2 separate regions of the Homo sapiens genome follow, and region 2 is linked to region 1. Evidence: read pairs that join two places in POLR2A ChIA-PET (ENCODE). Cell type or tissue: B cell. All regions are shown on one strand. Links, peaks and the distances in the headings refer to the core of each region. The heading gives the core; the rest is flanking DNA.

Region 1 (8,325 bases), core at 117-8,116:
TGGCCCTCCTGGCTTCACTTTATTCCCAGGGTCCCTCTTTTCCAGCCTCCTCCAGGCCTTAAGACTATGCCCAGGCCACTAAGCAAGTGCTGAAACATACCTCACTGTGGGGAGCTGGGGTGCCAGCGGCACCAGCCCCTGCTCAAGGTGCCCTGGAGGTCACTATGCAGAAGCAGAGAGGGCTGGGGCCAGGAGGCTTGCTGGAGGAGGAGGCTTTCTGGAGGAGCGGGGAGCCCTGTGCAGGCAGTGGGTGGTACAGGCAAGCAAGGGAGAGAAGGGCCCTTCCGTTGGCATGAACAACATGGGCAAAGACACAGAGGCAGTGGGAGGCCATGGGGGAGTGGTGGGGCAGTCGGGCGAGCAGGGGGCAGGAGAGGAAAGTCTGACAGAGTCCTAGGCCCTGAGAGCCTCAAGTTCCAGGCAGAGAAGCTAGGAACCACAGGCCTCCCCAGGGTGAACCCTGCCTGCCTGGCCCAGGGTGGGGCCCAAGTCTCAAGTTTGCCCCCTCAGGCTGGCCACTCACTGGGTCCCAGAGCGCCAGCTGCCGCTCGCTCATTCGGCTGAAGCCTGTGGTGAACACCTTGCCATCTGCCAGGAAGATGGCCCGCATGGGCCGGGCCCCCTCATGAGCCTTCTCCCGCTCCTGTCGGGGGGACAGGCTGGTCAGTGCAGCGCCCTGCTCAAGGTCCTGGGCCTATCCACAGCCATCCTTGCCCTCCAGAGCCACGTACTGCCACCAGGGTGCCCCGACGGGGGTCGATGATGCGCACGCTCTTGTCCTTGCATGCTGAGCAAAACAGGCTGCCATTGTGGTTCCAGCTGACATTGTAGATGAGGTCAGGGTGCAGGCTGTCCAGGCGGTACAGCTCCTCCGCTGTGCCCACATTCCAGATGAGTACCACGTTGTCGCAGCCTGGCAGGTGAGGGTTGTCAGCTCGGGCCGGGTGGGTGGCAGGAGGCCATTAGCTCACCAGGCTGAGGCCCACTCTGCCCACCACCCTGGGACAGACGGGTCTCTCCAACTCTGAGGGCCTCAGCTTTCCCATTTGTCATGTGGGCCCTGGAGGGGCTGCTGGGATGTATGGAGGGGTCCGTGGGGGGGGGGAGCACAAAACGGGGGGCGGTGCAGACCTGCACTGAGCAGCACGTTTCGGGCCGTGGGGTGCCAGGCGATGATGCCCACTCGCTTGGTGTGCCCCTCCAGTACCACCACCGGCTCTGTCAGCGGGGAGGTCAGCCCGTTCTCTGGGATCTGCCACACCTGTGGTAGGGACAGGGCCACCGAGCTCAGTCCTCTGCTGGTCCTATTGCTGGCCCCCTTCGGCCACACCCACGACCCTGGCCCAGCCAGTCCTGTGCCTCACCATGACCGTGCAGTCCTCCGAGCCGCTGGCTATGACTTCGTCGTTGTGAGGACACCAGTCGATGTCCAGGACAGGTCCCGTGTGCCCACACACCGTCGGGTAGGCCTTGTCAATGCGGCCCGTCTGTGGGCACGAGGGGGCAGTCAGTGGGCTCCATCCCTCCCGAAGCCTTGGTCTTCCCCTCCATGGAGTGGGAATGACATGCACGTCCCGGCTCACAGGTGGCCCAGATGTGACTGTGCCCCACTTGCCAGGTGAGCAGGAAATGTTTGCTGCCTCTAACCCTGCCTCTATGGCAACAGGCTACTTTCCATCTGTGCTAACACTTGGGGCGATAAATCTGGGTTATAACACCTGCCCAGCAGTGTGAGAAACGGCAAGATGAGGGATTCAAGGTGTGCAGAAAGGCCCAGTAGGGGTGGCCGAGGTGCCTCCTCTTCCCCCAACCCTGACAGGACCCACCTTGCTTAGGGGGAGCACCAGAAAGGCACCCCCTCCACTGGCCTCCACAATCACCGCCAGGAACTTGGGGTTGACGGCGCAGAAGGTGCTGTCCCAGGTAACACGGGACACGCGAATGTCCTCATAGCACTGGTCGTTCTTGACCGGCTGCCCGAACACATGCCGGAATTTGCTCTGCCGGACCACTTTGCGGAAGGACATGTCTGCGGGACAGAGAGGCCTGGGTCAGTCCGGCCCATCCCAACAACTCCAGCCCTCCCCAGGCTGCTGAAGGTGAGCCGGGAGGATGCAACCGGGGGCCAGGCCACCGTAACCCTCCTGGGTCTCGGTTTACCCAGTTACAGAATGGGGTCACAGGTGCAGAGCCTGGCCGCCTGTCACCCCGCAGGCAGTGATCTGAGAGGTAAATGCTCCGGCCCTGACCACTGCTGAGTCCTGAGGGGCTTTGCAGGACGCAGGGCCCCTCCCTGGCTCTGGTGTGTGTCGGGGGCAGGAGGTGGGAGGTGCCGGGGTTGGAGAGCTCTCAGCTCTACTGTAGGTCCCAGCCAGTCGGGAGCAGCCTCCTTCCTGCTCCCAGAGATTTGGAGGCTAGGTAATGGGGAAGAAGGAGAGAGGAAGCAGGAAAAGTCTCTCTACTGTGGGGCCGAGTGAGTGCCCAGTTCTGAGTCCCAGGGAATGTCCAGGGAGCCCCGGCATGGCCCCCAGGAAGGGACGGGGTCGGGACGCAGCTGTGGGCCGCGAAGCAACCCAGAGCGGCCTCGAATCGGGGTCCAGGGTGAACCAGGAGCCCAACTTCCAGGGACCTCCGCCCAGGAGAGGAGAGGCTGGGCGGCCAAGGGGAGTGGGACTGAGTGGGGTAGAGGGGAGGCGAAAGGCTCCTGGGACCCGCGATCCCCCCTCAGCCCCCTCAGCCCGGCCCCTGCAGCCCCGCCCAGCCCCCAGCCCGCGCCCCTAGCCCCGGCCCTGCCGCGCTCACCGGGGGCACCGGGGGCGCAGGGGGCTGCGGCACCGGCTTCGGGCGGCTCCGGATCCCGGCCTCTGGGAAGCAGGAAGCAGGATTCAGGAAGTGACAGAGGGACCCGGAGCGGGGGCGGGGCAGGGGCTCGCGGGGGCGGGGCCGAGGTCACGCGCGGAGGGGCTGGGCGGGAGGCTGAGCGGCGCCGGGGGGCCGGGAGCGGGGCCGCCGGGGACGGGGCCAGAGAGAGCCCCTTTCCTAGGACCCGGTGGAGCGCCCCCACCGCAGCTCCTCCGGAAGAAGGGGGCGGGGCGGGGCAGGGCCGACGGCGGCCGCCGCAGAGGCGCCGCAGGTGCGGGTGCAGCCTTACAGCGGACCCGAGGCCCCTTCGCGTTCTTGCTCCTCATAATGGCATCCGCAGGAGTCTCCAGGATTGGGTGAGGCCCCGCCTTCCCGGCCCCCGACGGAACGCACACCTCCAAGGGGCCCCATTACCGCCCCCAACAAATAAATGTAGAATCTACACGGACAGTGGATATGTTCACGTGACTCTTTTTAAGTTATCAAAGTTAATGCTCTTTTTTTTTTTTTTTTTTTTTTTTTGAGACGGAGTTTTTGTCACCCAGGCTGGAGTGCAGTGGCGCGATCTCGGCCCACTGCAACCTCCGCCCTCCCAGGTTCAAGAAATTCACCCCAGTAGCTGGGACTACAGGCTTATACTACCACGCCCGGCTAATTTTTTGTATGTTTAGTAGAGACGGGGTTTCACCATGTTAGCCAGGATGGTCTCGATTTCCCGACCTCGTGATCCGCCCGCCTCGGCCTCCCAAAGTGCTGGGATTACAGGCGTGAGACACCATGCCCGGCCTAAATTTCATGCTCTTGGTTAACAATGTAAAGAAAACAACAGCAGGTGTTGGGGTGGTTTTTTTTTTTTTTTTTGAGGCAAGGTCTGTCACTACCGGGCTAGAATGTAGTGCCATGATCATGGCTCACTACAGGCTCGACCTCCTAGGCTCAAGGGATCCTCCTGCCTCAGCCTCCCAAGTAGCTGGGACTACAGACACACACCACCACGCCTGGCTAATTTTTCTTTTACTTTTTGTAGAGATGGGGTCTCTTGCTCTGTCGCCCAGGCTGGTGTGTTTTTTGTTTTGTTTTGAGATGGAGTCTCGCTCTGTCTCCCAGCCTATAGTGCAATGGCGCGATCTCGGCTCACTGCAACTTCTGCCTCCCGTGTTCAAGCAATTCTCCTGCCTCAGCCTCCCAATTCGCTGGGATTACAGGTGCCTGCTACCATACCCTGCTATTTTTTTTGTATTTTTAGTAGAGATAGGGTTTCACCATGTTGGCCAGGCTGCTCTTGAACTCCCGGGCTCAAGCAATCCTCCTGCCTTAGCCTCCCAGAGTGCTGGGATTACAGTTGTGAGCCACCGTGCCCATCCAGAAAATAGCAGTGTTTATGGAGCGAGTGGAAGACCCAGGAGTCCCATTTTTCAGGGTAAACACCTGTGCATTCTGCTGAGCTTTCTTATTACAATTTGAAAGGGGGCCATGGCCAGTGAGTCCCTTGCACCTTGCCTTCTTTTCTCCACCATCTCCCTCGAAGGCCTGGAGATCCATTCACAGGCCTCTCTCTTTCTCTAGCCAGCGCCTGTGACAAGGAGCCCAGACTGGCCTCTCCAGACCCACCCCATCCCGTTCCACAGGTGGAATGTACCCCCGTTCCCTTAGGCCAGCGGCTCTGGGGCACCGGCTACTTCCCTTATTCTTTCCTTGAGCATCCACTGCCCTGGCTGACCGATGGCACCCTCCCTTTCCCAGAAAGAGATGGATGGAGGACGAAGCGGGGGAAGAGCAGAGGTCACAGGAGCCTTGTCTCTGGCTAAAAGAGGCCCCCACTGTGTGTCTGAGGGTGACCTCGGGCTTGTCTCCCATCTCATTCCCATTGCCACACCCCATTGAGGAAACAGGCACAGAGAGGTGCGGTGCCTGCCTGAGGTCATCCAGCCGGATGCAATCCCCATCGGCTTGGGTCCAAAGCCCTTGCTTTTCCTAGTGCTCTATAAACCCTGGGGCTAGAAGGATCATCTAGATCCCACCCACCTTCCTTCCCACCCCGAGGCCTGGGCACATCCTGTTCTCTCCATCTGGAAGCTCTTTCCTCAGATCCCAAAAAGGCTCCTTTCCCCACTCGATTCAGGTCTCTGGTCAGACATCACCTCCTCCTAGGGCTCTCCTGGACCATTCCTCACCCAGCCACTCTTTGGTCTTACTTGTCCTGACTGCATTGTTCTTTTTTTGGGAGACAGGGTCTTGCTCAGTTGCCCAGGCTGGAGTGCAGTGGCACGGTCCTAGCTCACTACCGCCTCACACTCTGGGGCTCAGTCCTCCCGCCTCAGCCTCCCAAGTAGCTGGGACTACAGGCACGTACCACCATGCCTAGCTAATTTTTATTTTTGTAGAGATGGAGGTCTCCTATGTTGTCCAGGCTGGTTCCAAACTCCTGGCCTCAAAAAATCCTCCTGCCTCAGCCTCCCAAAACTCTGGGATTACAGGTGTGAGCCACCACCCGGCCTGTGTTCTCCAGCGCCGCCTGATGTTGCATCAGGTGCTTATTGGTGTATTTGGTTTGTGTCGGCCTCCACCAGGATGTCAGCAAATTGAGGGGAAGGACTTTGCCTATCTTCCTACTGTATTCCCAGCACCCTGAACAAGATCCAACACTCAGTATGGGATCAAGTAATGTATGAGGAATGAATGAATGAGCAGCAGCCCTGAATGTAGAATTGAACAATACTCATAATCACAATTCTCAGGATCAATGTCTGGCACCTATGAAGGAGAGGGAAGGAAGGGCATCTCTCACCGGAGAAGGAGTGAGTCTTCCAGACGGCAGCAGGAGACTGGTCCCCTGGGATGTGGTAGGCAGGAGGTGTGTGGCTGGGCAATGTCTTGGGGCTGAGCCCACCTTCATGCCCATTTTCTCTAACACAAAACCCTCCTCCATGGACCACTGAGAGAACTCTTTTTTTTTTTTTTTTGGAGACAGAGTCTTGCTCTGTTGTACAGGCTGGAGTGCAGTGACGCGATCTCGGCTTACTGCAACGGAAACCACCTTTGCAAAACTATGACTGAGACAGTGAAAGAGATCTAACTTCACCAACCATCTTGCTTCTAATCTCTCTCTTTTTTTTTTTTTTTTTTTGAGACAGAGTCTCGCTCTGTCGCCCAGGCTGGAGTGCAGTGGTGCGATCTCGGCTCACTGCAAGCTCCGCCTGCTGGGTTCACGCCATTCTCCTGCCTCAGCCTCCCGAGTATTTGGGAATACAGGCGCCCACCACCTCACCTGGCTAATTTTTTTTGTATTTTTAATAGAGACAGGGTTTCACTGTGTTAGCCAGGATGGTCTCAATCTCCTGATCTTGTGATCAGCCCATCTCGGCCTCCCAAAGTGCTGGGATTACAGGCATGAGCCACCTCATCTGGCCCTTGCTTCTAATCTCTAAACCGTCCTTGTTCATTTCTGGGCATAGGCTGAACTAACTTTGGGAGAAACTTAGTTTATAAACAAAGATGGTAACAGCCCTTTCCCAAAGCAGACTTCCCTGTTGCCTGGGGACTAGATTGCCTTTGTAGGACTAACATTAGCCACAAGATTAGAAATTATGGTTTAGGGCCGGGCATGGTGGCTCACGCCTGTAATCCCAGCACTTTGGGAGGCCGAGGCGGGCGGACCACCTGAGGTCGGGAGTTCGAGATCACCCTGGCCAACATGGTGAAACACCGTCTCTACTAAAAAATGCAAAATTAGCTGGGTGTGGTAGCACATGCCTGTAATCCCAGCTACTCGGGAGGCTGAGGTAGGAGAATCGCTTGAACCCGGGAGGCGGAGGTTGTGGTGAGCTGAGATCACGCCATTGCATTCCAGCCTGGGGCAACAAGAGCAAAACTCTGTCTCAAAAAAACAAAACAAACAAACAAACAAAAAAGAAATTATGGTTTAGGAGTTATGCAGCTGGAGGCTATAAGATTCGGACCCTCCCTAAACTGCTCCTAAGGTCAGCGCTTGAGATATTTGCAGACCCTGCCCTTGATGGATCAGCTGGCACCACCAGATCAATCAACTGGCTCATCTGATCTTGTGGCCCCCACCCAGGAACTGACTCAGTGCAAGATGACAGCTTTGATTCCCTCTGATTTCATCCTTGACCAATCAGCACCGCTGGCTCACTGGCTTCCCACCACCCACCAAGTTATCCTTAAAAACTCAGCTCCCTGAGAATGCTCAGGGAGTCTGATTTGAGTAAGAATAAAACTGCAGTCTCCTGCACAGCCGGCTCTGCGTGAATTGGCTCTGTCTAGGCAGCAGGCAAGGCGAACCCCTCGGGGGTTTACACAACCCGCGCTTCCTGGGTTCAAGCAATTCTCCTGCCTCAGCCTCCCGAGTAGCTGGGATTACAGGCATGCGCCACCACACCCGGCAAATTTTTTGTATTTGTATAGATGAGGTTTCACCATGTTGGCCAGGCTGGCCTTGAACTCCTGACCTCAGTTGATCTGCCTGCCTTGGCTTCCTAAAGTGCTGGGATCACAGGCGTGAGCCACCGTGCCTGGCCTGAGAACTCCTCTTTATTCCGCAAAACCCTTCAGGCATTCTACCCCATCCTGTCCCACAGGTGGAGTCTGCCCCGCCTCCCTCAGGCTGGCGGCTTTGGGGTACCAGCTACCTCACTTATTCCTTTCTTGAGCATCCGCTGCTCTGGCTGACCAAGGGTGATGGTCTGCTGCTCTTTCTTCTGGACAGAAATCACGCATTATGGGTGGGATTCCCTTTGGGGTCCTTGGACGTGGGACTGGCCCACTCCCCAAGAGGTAGGGTTTGGAGTGTGGACCAGAGCTGAAAGCAAGTGGCTGATGCTGAGGTTTTATTTCCCAATCTGCCTGCCATGCTGAAAAGGCCCTGGGAGCCCTGCCCAGAAAAAGGGAGAAGGGCACTGCGGAGTGCCCTAATGGGGACCGAAGTCCAGGCCCTGCGCTCAGAGTGTGGACTGCAGTGGGATGGGGAGGGTGAGAACTTCCCTTGTGGAACAGGAGGCAGTGCCATGGTGGGGAGGCCTGGGGGGCAGGCGATCTGCCACTCAGGCGCTGGCCTGTGGCTCAGTATTGGTCCCAGGGCTGAGTGAGACCGGGGGGTGCCCACTGCTGTCATCAAATTAATGGCTAACAATCACGAACACTTCATAGGGATTCACGCTCCTGCAAGATGGGTACCATTATTATGATCCTCATTTTACAGACGAGGAAACTGAGTCCCAAAGAGGCTAAGAGCTTTGTGGAAGGTCACACAGCCTGTGAGTGGTGGAGCCAGGATTCAAACAACCCCTGATGGTCACCAGAGAGTGCACTCTTTTTTTTTTTTTTTTTTTTTTTTTTTTTAGAGACAGAGTCTTTCTGTGTGCCCAGGCTGGAGTGCAGTGGTGCGATCTCGGCTCACTGCAAGCTCCGCCTCCCAGGTTCACGCCATTCTCCTGCCTCAGCCTC
Region 2 (8,325 bases), core at 279-8,278, 120 kb after region 1:
AAGAAAAATCCCTCAGAGCAGTCTGACCTACGTGAGGTGCACGAATGAATCAGGCCGGGAGAGACATGGATGTGGACTTCAGTTGCATACCCCCTGCCTGGAGGTAATCATATAAAGGCATTTTGACTGACTAGCTGCCTCACCCATTATCTTCATGCTCCTGGAATTTGTGATACAAAGCACAATGTATAGCCAATCAATAGCTTATGTTATTTTACTGAGATAGGGTCTCACTATGTTGCCCAGGCTGGCCTCAAACTCCTGTGATCCTCAAGTGATCCTCCCACCTCAGCCTCCCAAGTAGCTTGCAATAACTCCTATTATTTTAATGTCAATTCCTGGTAAAGGGGCTGGGTATGGTGGCTCATGCCTGTAATCCCAGCACTTTGGGAGGCCGAGGCAGGTGGATCACTTGAGTCCAGGAGTTCAAGACCAGCGTGGCCAATATGGCAAAACCCATCTCTACAAAAAATACACAAATTAGCCAGGCGTGGTGTTGTACGCCTGTAGTCCCAGCTACTGGGGAGGCTGAAGTGGAAGGATTGCTTGAGCTTGGGAGGTGAAGGTTGCAGTGAGCCGATGTAATGCTACTGCACTTCAGCCTGGGCAATAGAGTGAAAACCTCCTCTAAAAAAAAAAAATTCTGGTAAACAACTTAGGGATTGCCTCTTTTCTTTTTCCTTAAAAACCAGCTTCTAACTGCTGCTAATCAGAGTGTACATTTAGGGCAACTTGAGTCTGTGCTCCCAGGCGGCCACCCTCAGGCTTTAGACTCTATACTTAATAATATTTTCTGAATCTTGTTTTTGTTGTTGTTGTTGTTGTTTGTTTGTTTTTTTGAGACAGTCTCACTCTGTTGCCCACGTTGGAGTACAATGGCGCAATCTCGGCTCACTGCAACCTCTGCCTCCCAGGTTCAAGCGATTCTCCTGCCTCAGCCTCCCGAGTAGCTGGGATTACAGGCTCCTGCCACCTCACCTAGCTAATTTTTGTACTTTTAGTAGAAACGGGGTTTCATCATCTTGGCCAGGCTGGTCTTGAACTTCTGACCTTGTGATCCACCTGCCCTGGCCTCCCAAAGTGCTGGGATTACAGGCGTGAGCCATTGTGCTGGCCTGAATCTTGTTATTTAAAGTCGACATTTTGCACCCCAGATGGAACCTGAAGGGAGCCTCCAGCGATCCCACCGCTTCCCCAGCAACCAGAGCCTTGGTACCAGCATGAGCAACTTACTCACTTTACTTTGCCCAAGCCAGCAAGGATTTCTAATAAGGCCCCTCTCAGGGCCGAATTCCTCCCAGGTTTGGTTGTGAATTCAGACTTGCTTCAAGCTACACATATTCTTTACTCGGTGGGGTTGGAGTCAAAACTCTACTGAGAGGTGGGAGTTTCATCTGTTATTCTCTAGAGACTCTGCTGATCACATATTCATAATTTTCAGTTTTCTCCGAGGTTAAGATTTTGTTTGTCTTACTCATTAGAATTTGCAACCTTTTTTCTCATTTCAAATTTTGATCAGGGAGAAAATAGTTTCTCTCCGAAAAGAGAAAGTGAAATCTTTGTGGCTTCAGTGTCAAATCTGTAATCTTTCAAACTGGCCAGGTTCTGAGGCTCGGTTCAATGGTCTAAAACTGAGTGTTCCTCCTGAAGGCAAGATCCACATGAAAACATAGGCTGGATTTGTGTTTAACACTGTGGCGCGCCTCTTCATGCAAATATTTAGAAAACTGGTCATGCATAACTTGTGATGACCCAGCTTATAATGGCCAAAATGGAGGACTTTGAAATGCCTACATGAGTTCATCTGCATGCACAACTGGAAAAAGCTGGTTTTAGGAGCAGACAAATGGGGCCGGGCGTGGTGGCTCACGCCTGTAATCCCAGCACTTTGGGAGGCAGAGGCGGGCGGATCACTTAAGGTCAGGAGTTTGAGGCCAGCCTGGCCAACATGGCAAAACCCCATCTCTACTAAAAATACAAAAATTAGCCGGGCGTGGTGGCAGTCGCCTGTAATCCCAGCTACTTAGGAAGCTGAGGCAGGAGAATTGCTTGAACCCGCGAGGCAGAGGTTGCAGTGAGCCAAGATCACACCACTGTACTCCAGCACGAGACTCTGTCTCCAAAAAAAAGAACTAAACAAATGGAATGAGCGACTTACTTCCAATAGCACCTAGAAGCTTCTAAAAGACATTCTGAGAGAAAAAATTGCCTCCATTCAAGAGGTAAACAAAAGGATATTTGAAACTAGTTCTAAATTAAGAAAGACTTCGGAGGCTTTTTCTCTTTCTCCTCCAGCTGCCCCTTCGTCCTCTCCCCTGCGATCTGAACTCACCTCTCTCTGCTAGTTCCCTCGGCTCCCATACATCTCTCAGGCAGAGATTTTTGGAATTCCACAATACACACATTTCCTTCTCTCCAAAGGGGGGAATGTGTCTAAATTTGGAACAAAGGAAACAAATGGAACCACTTCACAATGAGAATGACTTACTAACATTATAAAATACAGATCCAACATTTTTTTTTCTCTAAACAAGGATGAATGAATGACACTGATGATTTATTGACCCAATATCGGACAATACCCTTTAAAAGCCCTGCTGGACTTCACAGTCCCTTGGAGATGTAAATCTTACCAGGTATTTGAAATGTTAACTTCCAGGGAATTGGCTAAGCCATGTTCTAGTTGAGATCAGATCTGAAACAAGTTAAAATCCTTTACATGTTCAAACTGCCTGCTTTGCTTCTGCTGCAGGCCTCACAAAGCAATGGGATCTGGTGGCTATGATTCCGGGCATTCACAGCGGCAGCCCGGGTTGGACTCCTGGTCAGGGAACCAGTCTTGTTTGTTTTAAATTATTGGAGTGACTCTTCACCTTTTGGGTAGCCATTTGTTATTGGTCCTCGTCCTTCCCATGGGCAGCTTCCGATTTCCTGTTTTTTCCCATCTGTGGGGCATATGGGGATTTTGAGCCTTTATGCATAGGTGGTCGGCTGAGAAGGTGACATCCTGGAATATGGCTGGACAGAAATGTGGGTCACGCTCCATTTGCAGCTTGTGATGTCAGAGGCATTTGAACCAGAGCAATTCCATCTTGAATGACCTACTGGGCTGCATTCCCAGACGGTTACGGAATTCTGAGTCACAGGATGAGATAGGAGGTTGGCACAAGATACAGGTCATAAAGACCTTGCTGATAAAACAGTTTGCAGTAAAGAAGCCGGCCAAACCCCACCAAAACGAAGATGGCGGCGAGAGTGACCTCTGGTCGTCCTCACTGCTACACTCCCATCAGCACCGTGACAGTTTATAAATGCCATGGCAACGTCAGGAAGTTACCCCATATGGTCTAAAAAGAGGAGGCATGAATAATCCACCCCTTGTTTAGCATATCATCAAGAAATAACCATAAAAATGGGCAACTAGCAGCTCTCGGGGCTGCTCTGTCTATGGAGTAGCCATTCTTTTATTCCTTTACTTTTTTAACAAATTTGCTTTCACTTTACTCTATGGACTCACCCTGAATTATTTCCTGCGTGAGATCCAAGAACCCTCTCCTGGGTCTCGATCGGGACCCCTTTCCAGTAACAGTGAGACTTTTCCTTCTTTGAGCTGTCTTTAGGGTGGTTCTGGATCTCGTGAGGATCACTTTGCACTTCTTTGGAGATGTCTTGTGTGTTCTTGGCTAAGTCATAACCTTGGTTAAGGGTTACTGGTTTTGGTGAGTCACTTGAAAAGGAACTTTTTTTTTTTAAGGTGAATTAAATGTTCATAAATGATAGGCCTTCAGGTAAAGTAGCCTTTCTTCTTTTTCAGAGCTATCCATGCTGAGTCCAGGCATGGAGAATGCTTTCTTTGCTTCAGGGTGAAGCTCTTTAATAAGCTTCACCCTGAAGTCAGTTATGTGATCAAGAAACAAGCTAAGACCGGGCACGGTGGCTCATGCCTGTGATCCCAGCATTTTGGGAGGCCAAGGCAGATGGATCATCTGAGGTCAGGAGTTCGAAACCAGCCTGGCCAACATGGTGAAACCCCGTCTCTACTAAAAATACAAAAATTATCCAGGCATGATGGTGGGTGCCTGTAATCCCAGATACTTGGGAGGCTGAGGCAGGAGAATCACTTGAACCTGGGATGTGGAGGTTGCGGTGAGGCAAGATCATGCCATTGCACTCCAGCCTGGGCAATAAGAGCAAACCTCCATCTCAAAACAACAACAACAACAACAAAAAAAAACAATTAGCCAGGCACGGTGGTGCACGCCTGTAATCCCAGTTACTCAGGAGGCTGAGGCAGGAGAATTACTTGAACCCTGGGGAGGCAGAGGTTGCAGTGAGCCAAGATTGCACCACTACACTCTAGCCTGGGTGACAGAGCAAGACTCTATCTCAAAAACAAACAAACAAACAAACAAACAAACAAACAAAAAACCGAAAACAAAAAACAAAAAACCCCAAAACCAAAATCAAAAACTCTGCTTCTTCTGTGTGTCTTTACACCTCTATATCTATATATAGATATATAGATTTTTCTTTTTGAGACAGAGTCTCACTCTGTCGTCCAGGCTGGAGCGATCTCGGCTCACTGCAACCTCTGCCTCCCGGGTTGAATTGATTCTTCTGCCTCAGCCTCCTGAGTAGCTGGGACTACATATGTGTGCCACCACGCCTGGCTAATTTTTGTATTTTTAGTAGAGATGGTGTTTCACCATATTGGCCAGGCTGGTCTCGAACTCCTGACCTTGTGATCAGCCCGCCTCGGCCTCGCAAAGTGCTGGAATTACAGGCATGAGCCACCGCACCCGACCACGTCTATATATTTTTATATGTCATGTGTTTGTGATATTTCACCGCCAAAATATATGAAAGAGCTCCAATTAATTAGCTTACGGTAAAAGAAAGTGTTTTAATCAAATGTTTCATCAGGAAAACAGAAACTAACTCAAAAATCTTTTAGTTCACATGACTTGGGTACATTTTTGGTAAATAAGACTAGTTCAATATTGTTGGCTTGGCTGGGCATGGTGGCTCATGCCTATAAACCCAGGACTTTAGGGGGCCGAGGCTAGAGGATCACTTGAACCCAGGAGTTTAAGACCAGTCTGGGCAACATAGCGAGATTGTGTCCCTACCAAAAAAAAAAAAAAAAAATTAGCCAGGCACAGTGGTGTGCACCTGTAATTCCAGTTACTCAGGAGGCTGAGGTAGGAGGATAGCTTGAGCCCAGGAGACTGAGGCTTCAGTGAGCCATGATCATGCCACTGCACTCCAGCCTGGATGACACAAAAAGATCCTGTCTCAAAAAGGTGAGATCCTGGAATGTGGCTGGACAGAAATGTGGATTGGAACCCATTTGCAGCTATAATAAGATAGTTGGCTTAATAAAAACAGCTCTCAGAGAGAATAAGAAAACAAAAAACAAAACAAACCAAAAAACCAGCTCTGTCTTCTGATCAGCAAAATACCCATGTATGTAAGCTGAGATTGCGCCACTGCACTCCAGCCTGGGAGATGGAGCGAGACTCCTTCTCAAACAAAAAACCAAAAACTGACAAGGGGGAAAGTAAAGTAAATTTATGTTCGAAAGTTGAATGCCAACATTCAACAGAGCTCTTAGGTGATGACTGCCTAACATTTGAAGGCTATAAAAATGATTAAGAAAGAAAGAACTTAGGAGGATGGTGAGCTTTGTTTATTGAAATATTCAAGCATAATTGTTGAGAATGAATAAATTAAATAAATGTCAATGGGGTAAAAGTTTAAAAAGGAACTTTTCATAGTTTCAAACATCTTTTGCAGAAACTTAATGCCGTTATGTTAACGACATATTAAGTAATTCATCATCATAAAATGTCTGAGTTGTTTATATGGTATAGAAAAACTAAATATATTTAGATCTGTTAATAAACAAAAAACCAATAAAACATTTTTCTAAAAATATTATGAAATGGTTTTCATCTACAAATACCGGTATAAAACAGTTTAAGGCCGGGCACGGTGGCTCACACCTGTAATCCTAGCATTTTGGGAGGCCGAGGCGGGTGGATCACTCGGATCAGGAGTTCGAGACCAGCCTGGCCAACATGGTGAAACCCCGTCTCTACTAAAAACATACAAAAATTAGCCAGGCATGGTGGTGGGCGCCTGTAATCCCAGCTAGTCAGGAGGCTGAGTCAGGAGAATCGCTTGAACCTGGGAGGCAGAGGTTGTGGTGAGCTGAGATCACGCCATTGCACTCCAGCCTGGGCGACAGAGCAAGACTCCGTCTCAAAAACAAACAAACAGAAAGAAACAGTTTAAAATGACATACTTCCTAGGTTTTTCACTGCAAATTAGGATTACTAAGAGTTAAAATTTGGCAGGGTGCAGTGGCTCACGTCTGTAATCCCAGCACTTTGGGAGGCCGAGGTGGGTGGATCACGAGGTCAGGAGATCGAGACCATCCTGGCCAACATGGTGAAACCCCATCTCTACTAAAATACGCAAAAAAATTAGCCGGGCATGGTGGCGCATGCCTGTAGTCCCAGCTACTTGGGAGGCTGAGGCAGGGGAATTGCTTGAACCTGGGAGGCAGAGGTTGCAGTGAATGGAGGTTGCACCACTGCACTCCAGTCTGGTGACAAAGCGAGACTCCATTAAAAAAAAAAGACTTAAAATTTTAGTTAATATATGTAAGTAAAAATACTAACTATAACAGAAACAATTCTATCTATAGAGTGTATACAGAAAGTAAGACATGTTTTTGGTTGGAAGGCTGAGGCAGGAGGATTGCTTGAGCCCAGGAGTTTGAGGCTGCAGTGAGCTATGATCATGTCACTGCACTCCAGCCTGGGTGACAGAGTGAGAACTGGTCTAGAAAAAAAAATGTGTTTTTGGTAAATAAGTTGAAAAGAGGGAATATGCTTTTCTTTTGCATGAGAAAACTCTGTGTGGTTAAACTGACAAGGGGGAAAATAGGTCGAGCATGGTGGCTCACGCTTGTAATCCCAGCACTTTGGGAGGCCAAAGCGAGTGGGTCACTTGAGGTCAGGAGTTCGAGACCAGCCTGGCAAACATGGTGAAACACTGTCTCTACTAAAAATACAAAAATGAGCTGGGCATGGTGGCACACACCTGTAATCCCAGCTACTCAGGAGGTGGAGGCATGAGAATCGCTTGAACCCAGGAGGTGGAGGTTGCCGTGAGCCGAGATTGTGCCACTGCACTCCAGCCTGGGAGACACAGCGAGACTCCATCTCAAACAGAAAAACCAAAAACTGACAAGGGGGAAAGTAAGGTAAATTTTTGTTCTAAGATTGAATGCTAACATAAAAAAGGGAGTATAGGATAAAACTGAAGGTTTAAGCAAGTCGTAGATTTACAGGAGATTAATCTCATGAGAGAAATTTTGTGTGTGATCAAGTTGGTTAAAATTGGAAGGGAATTATTTATAAGTTTTTCTAAAAAGCGAGCATTAATATCAAAAGCACTGATGCAAGGCCAGAGGCTGAGCCTGTGTCGGAACAACAGGGTTTTCGCTCAGCAGTGACCTGCTCTTTAATAGAAAATCCCAAGAGGTAAAGAAAGATTTATGGAAATCTTACCTTGTGTGGTCAAAGCTGACTGAGATTGGTTGAATTTGTTTGTAATATTTTATTAAAATTGGCTTTCATATTGATAATACATTAGTATAAGGTAAAATTTGGTTTTCTCCTTTGAACAAGAATTTAGCGTTGTATTAATAAGAGATACTAGGCCGGGCGCGGTGGCTCATGCCTATAATCCCAGCACTTAGGGAGGCCGAGGCTGGCGGATCACGAGGTCAGGAGCTCGAGACCAGCATGACTAACATGGTGAAACCCCATCTCTACTAAAAATACAAAAATTAGCCGGGCGTGGTGGCGGGTACCTGTAATCCCAGTTACTCGGGAGGCTGAGGCAGGAGAATCTCTTGAACCTGGGAGGCGGATGTTGCAGTGAGCCGGGATCACACCACTGCACTCTATCTTGGCTGACAGAGCAAGAATCCATCTCAAAAAAAAAAAAAAAGAGATAGTGAAAGATTTGTTTACCTTTTGAATAAACTGCAAAAAAAAAAAAAAATGAGTGGGAGAGTTTGCCTCAGGCTATCTTTATTGGGTATTTAAATTGTTTAGGAAACTGAGTCTCCTCTCTAATCCAAGAGTAAAGTTTTTTGCTTTTTGAAATCTTTGAGTTATCATTTTGGCTAAATTAATAACTTTTTAAAAAAATTTTCTTAGAGGCCAGGCATAGTGGCTCACGCCTGTAATCCCAGAACTTTGGGAGGACGAGGCAGGTGGATCACTTGAGGTCAGGAGTTCAAGACCA

The links. ChIA-PET counts read pairs that join two places held together with the same protein. Peaks named below come from ENCODE experiments on the same cell type or tissue, not always from the same donor. Only the 100,000 strongest peaks of a DNase experiment are listed, where the experiment ranks them.
Region 2: POLR2A ChIA-PET joins it to region 1 with 12 read pairs; 4 of 35 experiments call an interaction of 5 or more read pairs at or near these places.

What each region holds. Positions count from the first base shown.
Region 1 is chr11:67,440,602-67,448,926 of GRCh38, forward strand. CORO1B (coronin 1B) reads right to left here and starts at 2,875. Exons shown (of 11, transcript NM_020441.3): 1 at 2,803-2,875; 2 at 1,827-2,029; 3 at 1,365-1,487; 4 at 1,132-1,261; 5 at 732-913; 6 at 524-643. The coding sequence starts at 2,027. RefSeq lists enhancers at 812-891, 1,091-1,930, 2,771-3,610, 3,271-3,370, 5,581-5,660 and silencers at 2,791-2,840, 2,881-3,140. In B cell, for the core only: no CTCF peak of the experiment used is centred there; DNase peaks (open chromatin) are centred at 1,640, 3,160, 3,710, 5,890 and 3 weaker places; H3K4me3 peaks cover 2,420 bases; H3K27ac peaks cover 7,466 bases.
Region 2 is chr11:67,560,732-67,569,056 of GRCh38, forward strand. No RefSeq gene overlaps it. Among named protein-coding and RNA genes, the nearest start is that of GSTP1, 19 kb to the right of the region's middle. RefSeq lists an enhancer at 2,253-3,452. In B cell, for the core only: no CTCF peak of the experiment used is centred there; a DNase peak (open chromatin) is centred at 1,670; H3K27me3 peaks cover 386 bases.